Linked DNA regions of Homo sapiens: region 1 is linked to region 2. A link is a loop called in an ENCODE intact Hi-C map of the cell type or tissue named here. Cell type or tissue: heart left ventricle. All regions are shown on one strand. Region 1 overlaps NFATC1 (nuclear factor of activated T cells 1). Region 2 overlaps NFATC1 (nuclear factor of activated T cells 1).

The links. Hi-C counts contacts between places; a loop is a spot of excess contacts. Peaks named below come from ENCODE experiments on the same cell type or tissue, not always from the same donor. Only the 100,000 strongest peaks of a DNase experiment are listed, where the experiment ranks them.
Region 1: a loop joins it to region 2, with 3 times the contacts of the local background. A loop is called at or near these places in 42 of 110 quality-filtered maps.

Annotation. Positions count from the first base shown.
Region 1 is chr18:79,398,775-79,406,774 of GRCh38, reverse strand. All of the region lies in intron 1 of NFATC1 (nuclear factor of activated T cells 1), which reads right to left. Among named protein-coding and RNA genes, the nearest start is that of NFATC1, 6.8 kb to the right of the region's middle. RefSeq lists enhancers at 1,162-1,757, 1,879-1,938 and silencers at 6,248-6,487, 6,908-7,107. In heart left ventricle, a CTCF peak has its summit at 3,275; DNase peaks (open chromatin) are centred at 824, 3,254, 6,504, 7,174 and 5 weaker places; H3K4me3 peaks cover 3,330 bases; H3K27ac peaks cover 4,651 bases.
Region 2 is chr18:79,455,058-79,463,057 of GRCh38, reverse strand. It overlaps NFATC1 (nuclear factor of activated T cells 1), which reads right to left. Exons shown (of 10, transcript NM_001278669.2): 7 at 1,692-1,747. It overlaps LOC101927897 (a long non-coding RNA gene), which reads left to right. Exons shown (of 3, transcript XR_001753515.2): 3 at 43-5,531. Among named protein-coding and RNA genes, the nearest start is that of NFATC1, 63 kb to the right of the region's middle. RefSeq lists an enhancer at 2,302-2,661. In heart left ventricle, no CTCF peak of the experiment used is centred here; a DNase peak (open chromatin) is centred at 4,547; H3K4me3 peaks cover 673 bases; H3K27ac peaks cover 1,385 bases.

The DNA.
Region 1 (8,000 bases), 56 kb after region 2:
GACCCACGAGGGGGTTTTGTCGAGCGCAGGCCTGCGGCTCCTGGGGGGTTCCCGTTGAGGTGCCACGCCGAGCCACCTGTTCATTACTCTGCATTCTCACCAAAAGTTGTCCAAAAGATATTCCTTAGCCAAAAACGCCACATTACATACACCGGCCCAGGAACTCACACCCACACTTACTGCTGGGCCCGCTTATTTGTCTAGAAGCCCTCTCGCCTGTTGGAGCAGAAACAACATTATGTTAGGAACCAGCTTCCATCTCACACCAGTCATCAACTCCAGGAGACCCGAAAGCACAGCAGCGGAACTGAGGGAACACGATGGCAGCGTGGATCCGATCACGGGGGCCCAGCCTCCCTCCCACACCCCGACTTCCTCTCGGAGGCATCCGTGGCCTTCAACCGGCTCTTCAGGCCCCACCTGCTCCACACACTTCCCCTCACTGTCCAGACCTCAAAGGGGGCTTAACTGCAATTGATTCATGTACAGATTCCTACACTTCCTGTTTCCCAATCAAAAGAGTATTTATTTCCAAGACAGCTGATCCCACAGCTGAACTACCATTTGCTGGTAGAAAGGTAATTCTGAAGAATTTTTTAAAACCCTAGCAATTAACAGAGCAAGTCTTGGGGCCTCCCCACCATCCTCCCACAGGACTCAGCCCTGAACTGGCTGCTCAGCCAGTGACGGAGCCCAGAGCTGCGCCACACGGGGTACTAGAGCCAGATCACCGGAAGGTTCTAGATGAAACGGGGCAGGAAAGGGGAGGCGGACCTCACAGGTCTCTGTGTGCAAGTCCTCAGGGGCCGTAGCCCTTGACGTTTCTGTGACGGGGGCCCAGGCGTGAGGGGAAGTGAGGAAGAGGAGGAGACTCCGCCCACAGCGAGAGCAGGAAGTGCATGCAGAGGCCCACGGACGCCTGGGGCACCCGAGGGCCTTTATTTAAACTGAAGTATTGCAATAAAACCTGATTCGATGAGGCAAAGAAACACCATAAAGCTTTATTAAAAAACAAAAAGGGCTCACCTAAGCATGCGTTTTCCCTGATCAAACAAATGACAAAACGAAAGCTCAAATGCTTGAATTTCATTAGGATCCCTCGCCCAGGTCCTTGGAGGGCGGGTAGTGGATAAAGTTCCCTTGTTCCTCCTAGAAGAAGGGCAAGGTGTGGGGTCAAGCTGCCCCCAGAGGCCAAGCCCCACACGCCGGGGGCCACTGTCCTGGCTGTGAGCCCCTCCCTCCCAGCTCCCAATGAATTTGGTTTCATGACCCACCTAAACCGTATTCAAATCTGAGTTATTTAACTATTCAAAGGGATCATATTTACATGAAGGGAAAATATTCCCAGTAACTTTCTTGACGATTCTGAGGCGCTTGGGCTGATTCATGTCACGTCAGACACCACCACAGAGCTCGGTGACCCCACTCCCTGGCTGCCGTGTCGGAGGGCCTGGCTCTTTGCCAAGGAGGATTCACTAAATGACAGTGCAGGTGAGCAGGGAGACAGCTGGATTCTAAGCAATGATCGCGGAGAGCACATTCAAAATCCCTTAACGGAAGGTCATGGCATGGCCCCTCTGCTGAAAGTGCCACCTCCTCACTTTTGAGTCCCCTGATCCTCACCGGCTCGCTCAGCCATCAGGTGCCCCACGACACACAGGTGGTTTGGGGGTGCTAGGACAGACGGCCACGCGGGGAGCACCCGGCTCTCAGGCCAGCCTAGTCCCACTGGCCTCAGCAAGTTCCACATGTCAGAGCTGTTAAAAGCGATCTCTCTCACTCTGAGAAATAATTCACTTCAGAACCACACACCTTTCTCGTTTCTGAACAACCACAAAAAACTGTATCGGTGCCTGACATTAAATTAATACATGAAATACTTCTGGTCAGGGCTCCCTACAGGTGCACAGCATTCTAACCTTGCAGACCCCGCCGTGCTGAGCCCCAGGGCACCTGCCCCTCACGACACGCAGTTCCCAGACAGCCACTCCCTCACTCGCTGTGCGCAGGGCAGGACAGCCACGCCTCTGCCTTGCGCATCAGGCCAGCACTGCTGACAAGAATCACCAACTCCAGCCACAGCCAGATCTCTCATCTTTCACAAACTCTGAGAGGCGGCCATCACAGACGACGTTATTTTTCATTTTAAGGAACATTCCCTTCAGCACTTGCTGGGGCTGAACCACAGGTCGACCCCCAGGCACTGCTGTCACCTCTCCAGACAGCCACGGAGTCTGCTGTGGGTGAGGCCAGATGACAACTGTGAATGTATTGGAAATAAAACAAAACGAAGCAGGGCGATCCACGCCAAGACCTTGCTGTTGGAAGCAATGTGCTTAGCAGGCCTGGGAAACGCTGCCTCACAGTGGCACCGGGACGTGGTCAGGCCCGCGGCATGACAGACAGCAACAGCTTCCCAGACGCCGTTCCCCCAACAATCTGCCAGCGAGAAAGATTTACAAAGGCAAATAGGATGGCCTCGTCACAGCGCAAACAAACGGTATTTAATGTTCCATAAATAAGCACGCCAACGCCTTAATAAGGGTCCTTCGTCCAGCCCGGGGCCCAACCTGGGACATCGTTCCTCAGAGGTACTGGAATATTCCCCCTGGTCCGACGCACACATCATTTTAAAGCATCCTTTTTGAATTCTGTTTTCAAGGAATTAAAAAATATCCAAGTTGTTCATGGCTAGCTGAGATCTTCCTTTGAAAAACACGACACAGAACTGAAATATTCCAATCTGCCAGGTAACTCCACCCTCCACGGAAACACCTCTAGAACGTCAGGGGATGAGCTGTGCATGGTAATAGCAGGAACGCTTTCCTAAAACACTGAACTTGAACAACAGAGCATTCCTAATTCAGCTCTCCCCTGGGACCTCTCTGCTCACCAGGCGTCTCTGCCACGGGTTTCCTGCCACAGCCCCCGACCAGCCACGGACACCCCGGGCCCTCTTGGGGAAGAGAAATCCTATTTGGTGAAAATGGACTTGAGAATAAAAGTCTTCCAAAGCTTCAATTCTGCATAAGATGTTGCCTTTCCACAAGGGAACCATTAAATGCCCCAGCAGTGGGCACAGGCCAGTGGCAGACCCGGGCACACAGAGGTTCGGAGGGTGGCCCCGACTGCCAGAGAGGCTCCAGCCCAAACACAGAGGCCTTGGCCAATTTCCTCTGAGTTGCCACGGCGACAGTGCTGGCAGCAGCCAAGCTGGCCAAAATAACTTAGAAAACAGGAGCCCTGGGGCGGGAAGCAGGGCACGCCCGCCTCCCAGCTGACAGCGAAGCAGCTATTTCCTGAGCCCCAGAAGGGAGCGGGACCTCCTCTCTGCAGAGGGAAGCCCGGGGCCTGCTCCTGGGTGGACACAGCCAGAAGCCAGACCCTGGAAGCCCAAACGCCACTCCCATCCCGCCTGGGAAATTATTTACAATATTCTCTTTTCATTGTCCCAACAAATGGTTACTGAATATCTATTCTTTGCACCTGCTGAGCACTTTCGAAATAAAGAACAAGACACAGCCCCTCCCTCAAAGCACCCCGTGAAGACGCGGGACCTGTGCCCGCAGCCTGGACCTAAGTCCAGCGAGATGGAAGGGGTGGGGGCCACAGCGGCGTGGGCCAGGCTCCTGGCCACAGTCAGCCACCCTGCGGCTGCAGCCCCCAACCCCGGTACACTGACCTCAGCTCTGCCAGGACGTACAGCCCCTTCTCAGGGGATCCGGCTGACAGACTGCCTCCTGGGCTCAGGGCCGGCCACGTCCTTTACAACAAAGCTTGACTTTCTGTGCTTAGTCTAATCTATAAAACCCAGTTTGCCTTGCTTTGCAATTGATCTCAGACTTATTCATGTATTCATTTATATCCAGGTTCATCCCAGAAACAACGTGAAGTAGTTTCTATCACCCGTCAAAAGCTGGAGAGTCAATGTAATCATTTAACAATGTGATATAAATAATTAACACCATTGAATCATCATCAAAATGCAGTAATAATGGTAATAAAAAGAAAGGAGAAAACAGCACGGTGTCTCACGGGAAAACACAATATGTACACGTAACATATGAGATACATAAAGAACCCTTCCTAGCAACTTCTTGACACCGTAAAAGCAGGAAGGGGCTCTTCTCAGCTCTCGCCTCTCCTGCTCGGAGCCCCAACTCCTAAAGCCCAAAACCACGGTGGTCTCTGGAGGGGCAAGGACACAGCAGAAAGCTTTCACAAGCCGCCTGGAGAGCCAGCAGCCCAGCTCTGCGGGGCTCCCGGGGAAGGGCGCAGCTCCGGAGGGCCCAGGGTGCCTGCGAGGGTGAGGTTCACGGCTTCACTCATTCTGCTCAAGGAGTGTTTTGGGGGAATGAGCCCGGTGGGTGCCGGGGAGGACTGTGTCCTGAACCCACCTGGAAGGCGGCCACCTGCTTCTGGGTCAGGAGAGACCCCATGTTCACCAGGGTCCCCATATCCGATGCCAGCAGGAAGCCCGCCCACCTCAAAATGGTGTATAAACTGTGGCGTCCTTGTGAGACTAGGCCTCGAGGGGCAGAGACTGGCCTCCTGTGCGTCTTCCCGGATAAGCCTGGAGTTACCTGTGCAGTCACAGGAGGATGCCGCCGCCGGCGGTGTCCTTCCCGAGGCTGCTGTCGCGCACAGTCACGTGTGCACGGAGGCACGGAAGTGGCCCTTGTCACTGGGGGTGCGCTGACCACGTGCCAAGCCAGACACAGTGCCCAGTGTGGCACAGCCCACCCTGGAGGCCTGGGAGGCCGGGGAGACCCAGCTCCATGGGGATAACTACCCCCTGTGCTTCTTCAAGGAGGCAAAGCAGTGAAATCTTCAGCCAGGGCCGAGGGCCCAGGGCCGTACACTGTCCTGCAGGCCCCCTGGGCCTCTGACTGGGGTGTAGGGCCTGGGTTCTGGCAGCACTGGGCCTGTCGCAGGCCCACAGTCAGTGATTCACGCTGTGAACGACCGGGGGTGTACTGGGAGGTCCCACCCGACCCCCGATGACTGCACGGGTGTGGGAGCCTCCACCCCAACAGATCCCAGAGGGGCCACCCTGGTGGCCACACTCTCATGGGACCGACTTTCACCCCATAAAGAGAGGTCGGGAGTGGGGCGACACTCTCGCATGGCACACCCAGGTAGAAAACTCTTCTGCTGAAATGTCCTGGCTCAAGCCGGGGAGGACTGGAACCAGCTCTGGAAGGCGGCGCCAGGGCCACAGGCAGCCCGGGTGGGAAGGGCCTCCGGCGGGTCTCTCTCCCACCCTCATCTGCCTTGGCTCCCACTGACCCCAAAGACCTAGAACCCAGGCCCAGGCAGGGAAGACATTTGGGGAGTGGTGAGTCGAGAACCGCAGGCAGCACAGGTTTGGTTGGAGCGCTTATTTTCAAAAAATGATCAAGACGTTGGAGTTTTTAAAAGAGAGTAGTGAACGATACGGAAAATATGACCCTCATTACAGACTCGGCGGAGGTCCCTGCTTGCCAAGCTCCTCCGGCTTCACCTCCGCGCGGGGAGGGCAGACACGAGGCCTTGAGAATGGGCACAGACAGGGGCGGACGGTGACCAGCCTGGGGTGACCTGGACAGAAGAGATCCCGGGCAGCGGGAGAGGGGCCCAGGCCCAGGGGTGCCCACCCCACTCACTCGCTGCTCTTCGGGAGTGGGGAGTTATTTGTGGTTTGTTTACCTGAAACCCTTATTTCTGACACAGAGAAGAGAAAATGAAAGAAAAGGCTGGGGTCATGGTAGCTCCGGGTAAACTTGAAAGCTGGAGGCTTGGGGGGGTCTGCGGGGCGTGGGGAGACGGCGGCGGGGAGGGAGGGTGACTGTGGGGAGGAAGGGCCAGAAGGCGGCGGCAGGGGCGGGAGGTCAGGGGGAGGGTGGCTGGGGGGAGGGAGGAGGATGGCTGAGGCGGAGGTCGGGGGGCGGGTGGGGGGGGGGTCGGGGGGTCGGGGAGGTCGGGAGGGCGGGACGCGGGGCGGGGAGAGGGTGTCTGGGGGAGCTGGGGCTTCTCCGCCTCTGGCAGCGCCACCAGCCCTCTGTCCGGGACCACTTCGTCCACGCCCGTGTCCGGGCTGCGCTCTTCCCCCAGGACCCCGCCGCGAGCGCTCGGAGGAACCGCATCCGAGCCCAGGACGCCCCGCACTGCAGCGTCCCCCGCCGTAGCCCCTCGGTCCCGGGCGCGCCGGGGACTCCTGGGGTCCCCGGGGAGCGACGAGGACGCGGAGGGGGCCTGGGCGCCCCCAAACCCCGACCTGGCCCCGCGCCCCCCGCGCCCTCCGGGACTGACCCACCTGGGGCGGCCGCGGCGGCGCCCTCGTCGCGCTGGTTAAACTCGAAGAGGAACTCGAAGTCGAACTCCTGGTCCTCCAGCCCCGTCATGGCGGGTCGGGCCGGGGCCGGGGCGGGAGCCGGGGTCGCGGCCGCCAGGGGTTCGGTTCTCCCGGCGCTGCCCGCGCGTCCTCCGCGTAACGTGACCCCCGCCCCTCCCCCCGTCCCCGCCCCGCCCCCGCCCCCCGGGGCGTTTCCGGGTTTACATAAACAACCGGCTCGCGGCCGCCGGCTTCCGAGTTTTAAATAAACTCCCCGGACACGAGTTTTTAAATAAACTCGTGTCCCCCCCGCCCCCGCCCCCTCGCGCGCGCGCGACCGCAGGGGTCCCCCGGCCTCTTGTGCCCTGGGGGTCCCGGCCCGGCGCAGGCTCCTCCGGACCCGGGGGTAGGGGCGTCGGGACCCCACGAGCGGCACCAGGTACCTAAGGCTGCGCCCAGGGCGACGGAATTTTTTTTTTAAGTTTTTTTTTTAAAGAAGTTTTCAATCCGGGCCTCCTCGGGAAAGCGGCTGCAACGGTGACCCCCGAGCGCCACGTGCGCGCCCTGCGGAGCCCCGGGAGTGGGGAGGTCCCAGCCCGAGGCCGCCAACGCTAGGAACCCCGATTTCAGCCCGACGGTGCCGGGAAGCGCAGGGATTCCCGCTGGGTTCGTGGCGCGCCCCTCGGCCTGCAACCCCCTGCAGGAGGCCCGGCACCCACCGGCCTCTCCTGCGAGTCCCCAGCCTCCAAACACCCGCCCTGCGCGCCCCCGCCCCGCGGGAAACCCGCCGGTCCTTCTAGGGGCACCTCCAAAGATGACCTCCTTGAGCGGGGCGGGAAGGCGAGTTCGGGTCCCACCCTAGGCGGCCCGAGCCTGTGCGCGGCGGGGATCCGGAAAGCCGGGCTGCTTAGCTGAGGCCGCCCTGGGCCTGCCTCTCCCGCCGCGTGTTCTAACTTCCCCCGGGCTCTCCGCACCATATACACCCGACATGTGGAATAGTAGGAGGATGGTGGGAGTCTGAGGGCGGAGGGGAGCCGGCCCGGGCGGAGGGGTGCGCGTGTCAAGGCTGGCAACCCCAAAGCTCCTCGGAGCGCTCCCTCTGGCCTGCCCCGCGGGCACTGCCTTTTCCAGAGGCGAGAAACCCTCCAGTCCCAGGGTCGTCCCCGGGCTTCTCCCGCGACCCTTTCACTGGCTGGTTTTCTCCAGTGATAAGCCATCGTTCCGTGTGGCCTGATTTAGTTTCTAATAATACTTCTGACTTTGGGATGGATGTTGGAGCGTTGTTTTGTTGTAGTTTTGCTGCTTTTGCCGACCTTGGGCAAGTGGAAGTTCTGTTTTCTGTTGAGAAGCCACAACGTTTCATTCTCTTTCCATTGTACAGGTTTTTGTTTGTTTGAGACGGAGTCTCGCTCTGTCACCCAGGCTGGAGTGCAGTGGTGCAATCTCTGCTCACTGCAACCTCCGCCTTCCGAGTTCAAGCGATTCTCCTGCCTCAGCCTCCAGAGTAGCTGGGACTACAGGCACCCGCCACCACTCTCAGCTAATTTTTGTAGTTTTAGTAGAGACGGGGTTTCACCATGTTGACCAGGATGGTCTCGATCTCTTGACCTCGTGATCCGCTTGCCTCGGCCTCCCAAAGTGCTGGGATTACAGGCGTGAGCCGCGGCGCCCGGCCTGTACATTGTTT
Region 2 (8,000 bases):
GTGGAAGACGCTGCTTTCTGACAGAGCCACCTCTTGGGACAGGGAGTGAAGGTGCCAGCACCGCTCTCCATGGAGGCCACCGATCGTCCCACCAACAGGAGACGACCTCAAGACTCCTCCCCGGTGTCCTGTCCACCTGCCTCCAGCCGCCCGAGATGGGCTCTTCCCTGAGGTTTCTGAAGGGACCAGCTTCCAACTGCACACACTGAGTGGGTGCACAAGACTCCCCGACCCGCAGGGACACACACTGAGTGGGTGCACAAGACTTCCCTGACCCGCAGGGACACACACTGCTGAGCTCAGAAGCATGTTCATGTCTTCAAAACTCCCTTGTGAGCCATGTGGCATCTTATGTTGGCCTAGAGATTTCTACTGCTTTTATAGGACTAAACAGAACACTCAAAAAATCCAACGTAGGGATCAATCCAACTGTATCAATAATAAGTGAACATCAGGCCGGGCACGGTGGCTCATGCCTGTAATCCCAGCACTTTGGGAGGCCGAGGCGGGCGGATCACCTGAGGTTGGGAGTTCCAGACCTGCTTGGCCAACATGGCAAAACCCCATCTCTACTAAAATTACAAAATTAGCCGGGCGTGGTGGTGCATGCCTGTAATCCCAGCTACTCGGGAGGTGGAGGTTGCAGTGAGCCGAGATCACGCCACTGCACTCCAGCCTGGGCAACAAGAACGAAACTCTGTTTCAAAAAAACAAAAACAAACAAAACTAAAGACCTAAACATCAATGGTCTCCATGTGCCAATTACAAGACAGCGTCAGAGAGGATCCAAGACACCACCCAAGAAGACGTTGCCTCCAAGAAACCACTTTAAACATGAGCACATGGATCAGAAGCGCAGGGATGGGAGAGATGCACGCAGCAACCGGTGCCGTGCAGGAGATGTGGGAGCAGCTACAGCCATCCACACAAAAGGTCATCTCCAATCCGAGGACGGTCATTATCCTCAGGCACCGGCTGTATGCACGCGGTGCCAGGGAAGCTGTGGCAGGTGACTGGGGGAGTTGGAAACGGCCCGGTGACAGCAGAAGTGTGACCCAGCCACGCGTCTGCCACGACCCCGCACACATGCACCGCCCGCTAACAGGCTGTGGCCAATCGCGAGTCCAGGAGCCACGCCCAGGCTCTTGTGCTTGGGACACCATCACAGGGGAGGTCGGCGCAATCAGTGGCCTCGGAGGACGGGGTGAGGAGTCCCCACTGGGGATGCCGCAGAGCCCTGCCCTCGGTGCTGTGAGCGGGTCTGGGCAGGTGCTGACCACCCCCCGGGAACTCAGCACAGCACTGACTCCCAGGAGCCTGCTCTGTGCCAGGTGATGGTGACAGCAAGGGGACAGCAAAGGGCGGGAGGGTCCGTGTGAGACGACCTTCCCTGGGCTGTCTCAGCGCCAGGGTGTGTGAGGTGGCCCTCAGCCTGTCCAGCACCGTCCCCGGCCGCCAGGGCTCTGACGTGACCTGACACGTTGGGTGACAGCACATGGTGCTTTGGCGAGTACTTGGTGATCCTGTTTGTTACTGGTTCTGTTACTCTATGCACTATTTTTATTTGTTTCATTCTAAGAAACAGGAACCCCAGCCTCCCAAGGCCTGGGGACCCGCAGTGGCTCCAGCAGACCCCAGCCTCCCAAGCCCTGGGGACCCACAGTAGCTCCAGCTGCGCCAAAGGCACTCACCGGCTTGCACAGGTCCCGGTCAGTTTTCGCTTCCATCTCCCAGACATGGTGGCCATCTGGAAGAAAGGAGCAGGAAACGTCTGTGACTCTGTGTGGTGGGGAGCCCCCTCCCCAGACACCCCCACGTGATCCAGACCCAGGGCCCTGAGCCAGGAGGGCGCCTTGTCCCAGGAGACCCACGTAGGCCCATCCCAGGGCTTTGTCGAGGGCAGCACCTCAGGAGCCACGTGCCCTGGCAGGGCCCCGAGCTCGACACCAAAGTTGCCCTGGGAGCCTGGAGAAGCTGAGGACACGCGGCTCAGGGCTTGTTCTGACCCCAGCCCGGCGTAGGAGGGACTACAGGGCAGGGGCATCCTCAGGAATCCGTCCTGGCCCTGCATCTGCTGGCCTCTCACAGCCTCAGGACAGGTCACGGGAGGGTCTCTATGCCCTCGTCCTCTCCAGGGAGAGCAGGTGTGAGGGGGAGCAGGTACCCCATCAGCAGAGCGTGTGCAGGGCGTCTGTGCGTGGACCTGGGACCCGGCTCTGCAGTTCCCAGCCCAGCCTCCCAGGGATGCAGGAGGTGTGAGAGTAGTGACGGGGGGCCGGGGGCTCCACGCCAGGGTGCGACGCCTGCTCGTGCTGGGGTCTACTCTGGTGGATGAGGGCCTGGCCGCTGGCCCTGCCTGTGTGCAAAGGAACCACTGGGTAAATGAGAAGAGCCTTCCTCTGACAACTTCTTGCCCATCAGGAGACAGAAATGCAAAACACGAGGTATTTTTGGCATTTCCCCAGTGGCCATTTGCATGTTTTTAAAAAATAAAAAGGCTCCCAGAGGTGTAGTGAAAGGACGCGTTGTGCTCTCTGCTCCAGGCCTGGCAGAGTGGGGGCTCCAGGCGCACACGGACAAGGCGGCCCCACCACAGCCTGGGTGTGTGCACGGCCTGGCCCCTCAGATGGGCTGAGTTTGGGGCAATTATCTCAAATTAACAGATGTCAATCTCCTACAGAGTCTCTTCCTGCCTTTTATCTTCTCCAAAATAAAGTCTGTTCCCAAAATGAACAGTTACAGGTATACACACTTAAGTTTATCCTTATGCTCTGTCTCCAAAGAAGAAAATGTGTGTCTGTTACAAACCCTCAATTACTGATAAATCAGACAAAATCTCCTTTTTCTCTGTTACAGTGCCGGGCTGCTGCCTGGGTGGAGGGTGGAGAGGAAATGTGAGTCACACAGGACCCCAGAGCCGCCCAGCCAAGCCCTGGCCATGCCAGCCCGGGAGGCCCGAGGTCCCCACGCAAATTACCCACCAGATGAACCCACTCGATAGAGCCTGGCATCCCTCTCTCCTCTAGGAAAAAAATTACAGGAAACTAAAAAGTACACTCAGTTGCGCTTGAAGCCATCTGAGTTTCATGAAGCAGCAAGTCCTCCAGGCCCTGGAAAGCTCAGGAGCTGGGAAGAAAGAGGCGTTTTCACTCCAGCACAGGTGCTGATGCCACAGGATTCCCAGAAGCCCCCAGCCCAGATGCACCACTCAGAAGCCCCTCCACCCCCACTTCATAAAAATCCAAATCACTCTGTGTGTAACTAAGTCTTCTGGTTGTTTGGCACCTTTTGAAAATGACTTTTGAACTTTTCTTATGACAAAGTCCATCTTTGGGGTGAGGCCCCGTCCACACCCCACAAAAGGCTGTGGTCCTCTGAAGCTCCCGGGCGCAACAGGCTATAGTTTGCTTCCCGCCCAGCCCAGGAAGCTCAGAGTCACAACTTCAGCTTCCCTAGGAACTTCCCTGACGCTGTGGAGGCCTTTGGCACTGGCAAGGGGAGGGAGGTTCAGTGACTGTGCTGAGCAGGAGGGACACTGAGGCGCACACGGGGCCAGGATGTCGCGTTTAATGACACCCCGAGGGGACGCCATTTTTGCAGCCGAGGCCAACACAGCCTGCTCCTCTCTTTATGTCCCGAGAAGCAAGAGGGACTCCAGCCGTCTCCCCCGCGGCCTCCTCCAGGTGGCTGCCCCGCAGCGGTGAGTCCATGAAAAGCAAATGGAACGACGGCATGGAGGCGTCTTTTCCCACCCGTGCCTCGTGGGCCTGTGGGGAACCATCCTTGCCGGAGCGGCCCCAAGGGGAGCCACGTCTGCGTGGCCAGCCAGGCCCAGCTCAGCAGCTGCCATGGAGCAGCCTCCACCGCACACCTGGGAGCACCCGCACCCTGCAATTCCTGCGCAGGTGGGAGCAGATACGCTTAGACTTCCCCTAAAAGTGCGGGGAACCGACAAACATCCCTGCCTTCCTCAAAGACCCCGGCTGAGCCAGCGCCTGTGGCCTTCCCTCTTGGAGGTGGGGCCTCTCCCCGTGGTGTCCGACGTCTGTGGCCGTTTCAGGTCGACCAGGGTGAGGGTGAGGGCAGGCTTTCTGTTTCTGCTTAAGGATCATAAAGTAATTGTCTTTCAAAAGCAATAGTATTCACGGCCAGAAATGTCTATCTAGCAATTGCTTCCAGAACAAGACAAAGCGCCGAGACTGCTGAAAGATGGAAATAACCTCGCATCTCAGGAAAGGAGACGCAGGGCCGCGTCCCGCCGGCAAGAGCATCGCCATGGCGGCTCCCAGCTCCGTGGAGGCCCGGACGGGCAGCGCCGGCCCCCGTGCTGTTCAAAACTCAGCCCCTGGCAGGAAGGAAGGCAGCCGGTCCTGAAAGGGCCTTTGTGTTCAGCCTTATCAGAGCTCCGAGTCCTTAGTAGGAAACTGCCCGAGTGCAGGAGTAAAAATATTCCAGATCATTAGGGAATTCCCTGCAGTCTGAGTCATCGGGAGGCTTCCCTGCCACACCCGCGAGGTTTCCACACAGGCAGGCCTGCGGGCCCAGGAGCCTCCCAGACCGGCCAGGACCCGCCGCCCGGAGCCGGGCCACCCCCACGCCGGTGCTGATGCTGAGCCACTGTTTCCACAAAGAAAGCCACGAGGGCCGCTGGTGGAAGCAGCAGCGTCCCTGGGTCCCACGGTGCCCTCGAGCCCTGCTCCCCACGGCGTCTCCTGCCCTGCTCCCCAAAGCATCCTCGTGCCCTGCTCCCCGCGGCGTCCTCGTGCCGTGCACCCCACAGCATCCTCATGCCCAGAAGCGAGCGTCCCTGGGGCGTCTCATCCATCCCCGGCTCTCCCCCAGGAGTCTGTCCCAGCCTGGCTCCCAGAGGAGATTCTGGAGGGGAAACAGCCACCCAGCCCTGCTGCACATCTGCCTGCAGGGCCTCACACGGAGCCACCCTGTGACCCACAGCCCTTTCACACCGAGGCATGTGCTCAGGAGACAGGCAGGCGTCCACACAGGACTCACGCACTGAGGTTCATGGCGGCTTTTCCACGATCATCTCCACAGGGTGGACGTGGCCTAGTGCCATCGACAGACAGGTGTGGGCAGCCACACGGTGGGCTTCCCTCAGCCACAGAAAGACCCCACGTCCCGACCTGTGCCAACGAGGGGACCTGAGGACCCTACGCCCTGACCCACACCAACGAGGGAACATGGAGGATGCCACGCTCCACAGAAGCTGCCAGGCACCACAGCCGGCAGGATGGGGTTCCCCAGCAGGCCAGCAGGGAGCAGCCAGACCAGGCGAGGCCACGGCGAGGGGGCATTGGGGTTGTCGGAGCCGGGGTGGGGGAAGGGAGAGCAGGGGTGGCCACTCATGGGCAAGGGTTTCTTTCTGGGGACAAGAAAATGTTCTGAAATTGGTGGTGGCCGCATAATTATGTGAAGCCACCAAAACCCACCGAATTATACACTTTGAGTGAATTAAATGGTGTATAGATCATATTTCGATAAAGCTGATATAAAAAAGAAACTAGCCAACATGACCATGGGTGACTTTGTCGTGTATGATCCCAAAAGGCCTGAGAAGGGAGAGGAGGGAGGGGAGCCAGAAGCCCGGCCCCTCCTCCTGCAGTGGGGACTGACGTGACGCGTGGCCTCCCCACACCAGCGGGGCCCAGGCAGGGGGAGTCTGAGAGTCGCCCCTAGCGCTATCCAGAATGCGGCTTGATGAGAACTGTGGGGTCATCACTCAATTCTAGGGGTCCTGGACCATCTGGGCCACTGAGCCATCCTCAGGGCATGAGGAAGACACGGGCAGGTGTCTCTTCCCCGGGCGCTGCCCTCCTTGCCTTCCCTGTGTGGTCTCTGGGAGCAAACAGAGAAGCCTGGGGGTTCAGCCCGGCCACCTGTCCTGCTCCCAAAGACGCCATGTGGTGACAAAGCAGCCCCAACTCTCCTCTCTCGGAGCACACGGCGACAGTGATGTCTGTCCACACTCACAGGCGCCCAGCAATGTCACCTTCTCCCTGAAAACACAAATCTGAAAGATCTGCATTTGGCCTTTAAACTGTTGGGATGGACACCTCTGAAGGTGTTGTCATTGCGATGCTGCCTTCGGGGCCAGCATCCAACATCTTCAGGAGGTGACAGCTGAGCTGCTCCACACAGGGAGGCTGCCCGTGCCGCGGACGCTGGAGCTGGGAATTCCCAGCTGTGTCCTCCTTGCTCACCCAGCCCCGTCAGAGGGCACACCACGGAGATGCCACAGAGGCAGCCATCCCCCGGGTCCATCTCCCTCGGCCTACATCCCGCACGACTAAAACAGAACACAGACCCCACCACCCACCTGGACTCCACCTTCCTCCTCGGCCCGCTCCTCTGCCCCAGGCCGAGACCTTCCACAAGGGACAGAGGAGGGACAGCAAGGGCCGAAAGGGGCAGTGCCACTAGTCTGCCTTACAGGGGCCCTGACCCTCACCTCCTCCCCGCCCGCGAGAAAGAACCAGACCCTAGGAAAACAAGGAGCAGGGGCAGCTGGAGGAGGAGAGGGGCAGGGTGGCCAGCGGGCACTGATGCCTCACTGGGGAAATCGGGGCCTGCAGGGGCCTCGGGGCTTCCGCGACACCCTGGGGTGGGTGAACCTCCCCCTGGCCTTGAAGGAACCTGAAGGTGAGCCCGGAGGGAGTGGCTTCAGGCCTGGGGACTCCTCTGACCCGGCTCTCTGGGCGGACAGGAGGGTCCTTGCCTGGCGCTTCCTGCACCTGGATGACATGGCCTCTGCCTGGGGACATGCACCCCACACTCGCCGCGGTGAATGTGTGTGTCCCGGCATAGGACCAGCAGCTGCCAAGGCCACGGTGGTTCCGTGACAGCCCAAAGCCACGGTGGTTCCGTGACAGTTCCGTGTCCTTGCAAGTGTCCTGCCAGCTGCCAGCTAAGCTCTGTGGCTGCTGGGTGGAGCCTCCCAAAACAACGGCCAGGTGCCTGTCAGAGCTTGTGGAAGTCCTGGGAACCACACCGGTCACGGTCCCATGGCAGGGCAGCCTTGGAAAGGCCCGGGCCTTTGGTCCCTTTATTTGAAAAATAACAACATACATTTGGCCCAGATTTGGAGTCCTGGCCCTCCCAGTGAGGTGGGAGGCAGGCCCTCCGCCTGCTGCTGTGTGGAGAAATCTGGAAACCTAGCCTGCGTCTCCTGCAGTGTGGCTAGTGCCTGCCCACAGGCCTGTCTTCTCCACGTGGTAACATCCAGGGCCAGAGGATGGGGCGGCCGTGGGATGGGGCGGCCGTGGGATGGGGCGGCCGTGGGATGGGGCGGCCGTGAGATGGGGGGCGAGCTGGGGTCCCACCATGTTGGGTTTGGGGCGAACCTGGCTGTCTGGGGTTTCTCAGGGGAGGGCTCTGGATGTGCTGGGCTGGGGGCCTCCGGGAGGGGCTCTGTCTACTCGCTCCCACCGTGCAGGCCACCCGGCCTCCCACATTTCTGTGTGTCTCCCTGCGAACCAGGGCAGGGCCCCTGGGGTGGTGGCTGGCACGGCACTGGGTCCAGGCCTGGGCCTAGGAGCCCTGGCACAGCCCGTCTCTGCTTCCCGGGAGCCCCGGCCGCCTGTGAGATGCCAGGCTGCCTCCCCAGAGGGGCCCCGGGAGGCCACGTAGAGGGGCCCTGATTACCTGGAGAAGGAGACGCCGGCCGTCCAGGCCCCAGCTGGCCTGCCAGTCACGGCGGCCACAGAAACGACCACTGACGAGACCCGTGCAGCCCCACCCGCTGAGCCCTGCCCGCTGCGCGATCGCTGGCAAACGGAGTGGGAGTCTTCACCCCCGGCGTCGTAGTGTGGCTTCCGCGCAGCGACACCAAAACAGGCTTCGCTGATGTTTTTAAAAAACGGCACCAGAACAGACGCGTGACTTAAGAAAAGGAGGTTGTTCAGCTCCAGCATCGAGAACTGGCTCATGTTTGATGCATCCACATCTCAGAACCTTGCGCCTTCTGTCTCATCTCAGCCAGGCTC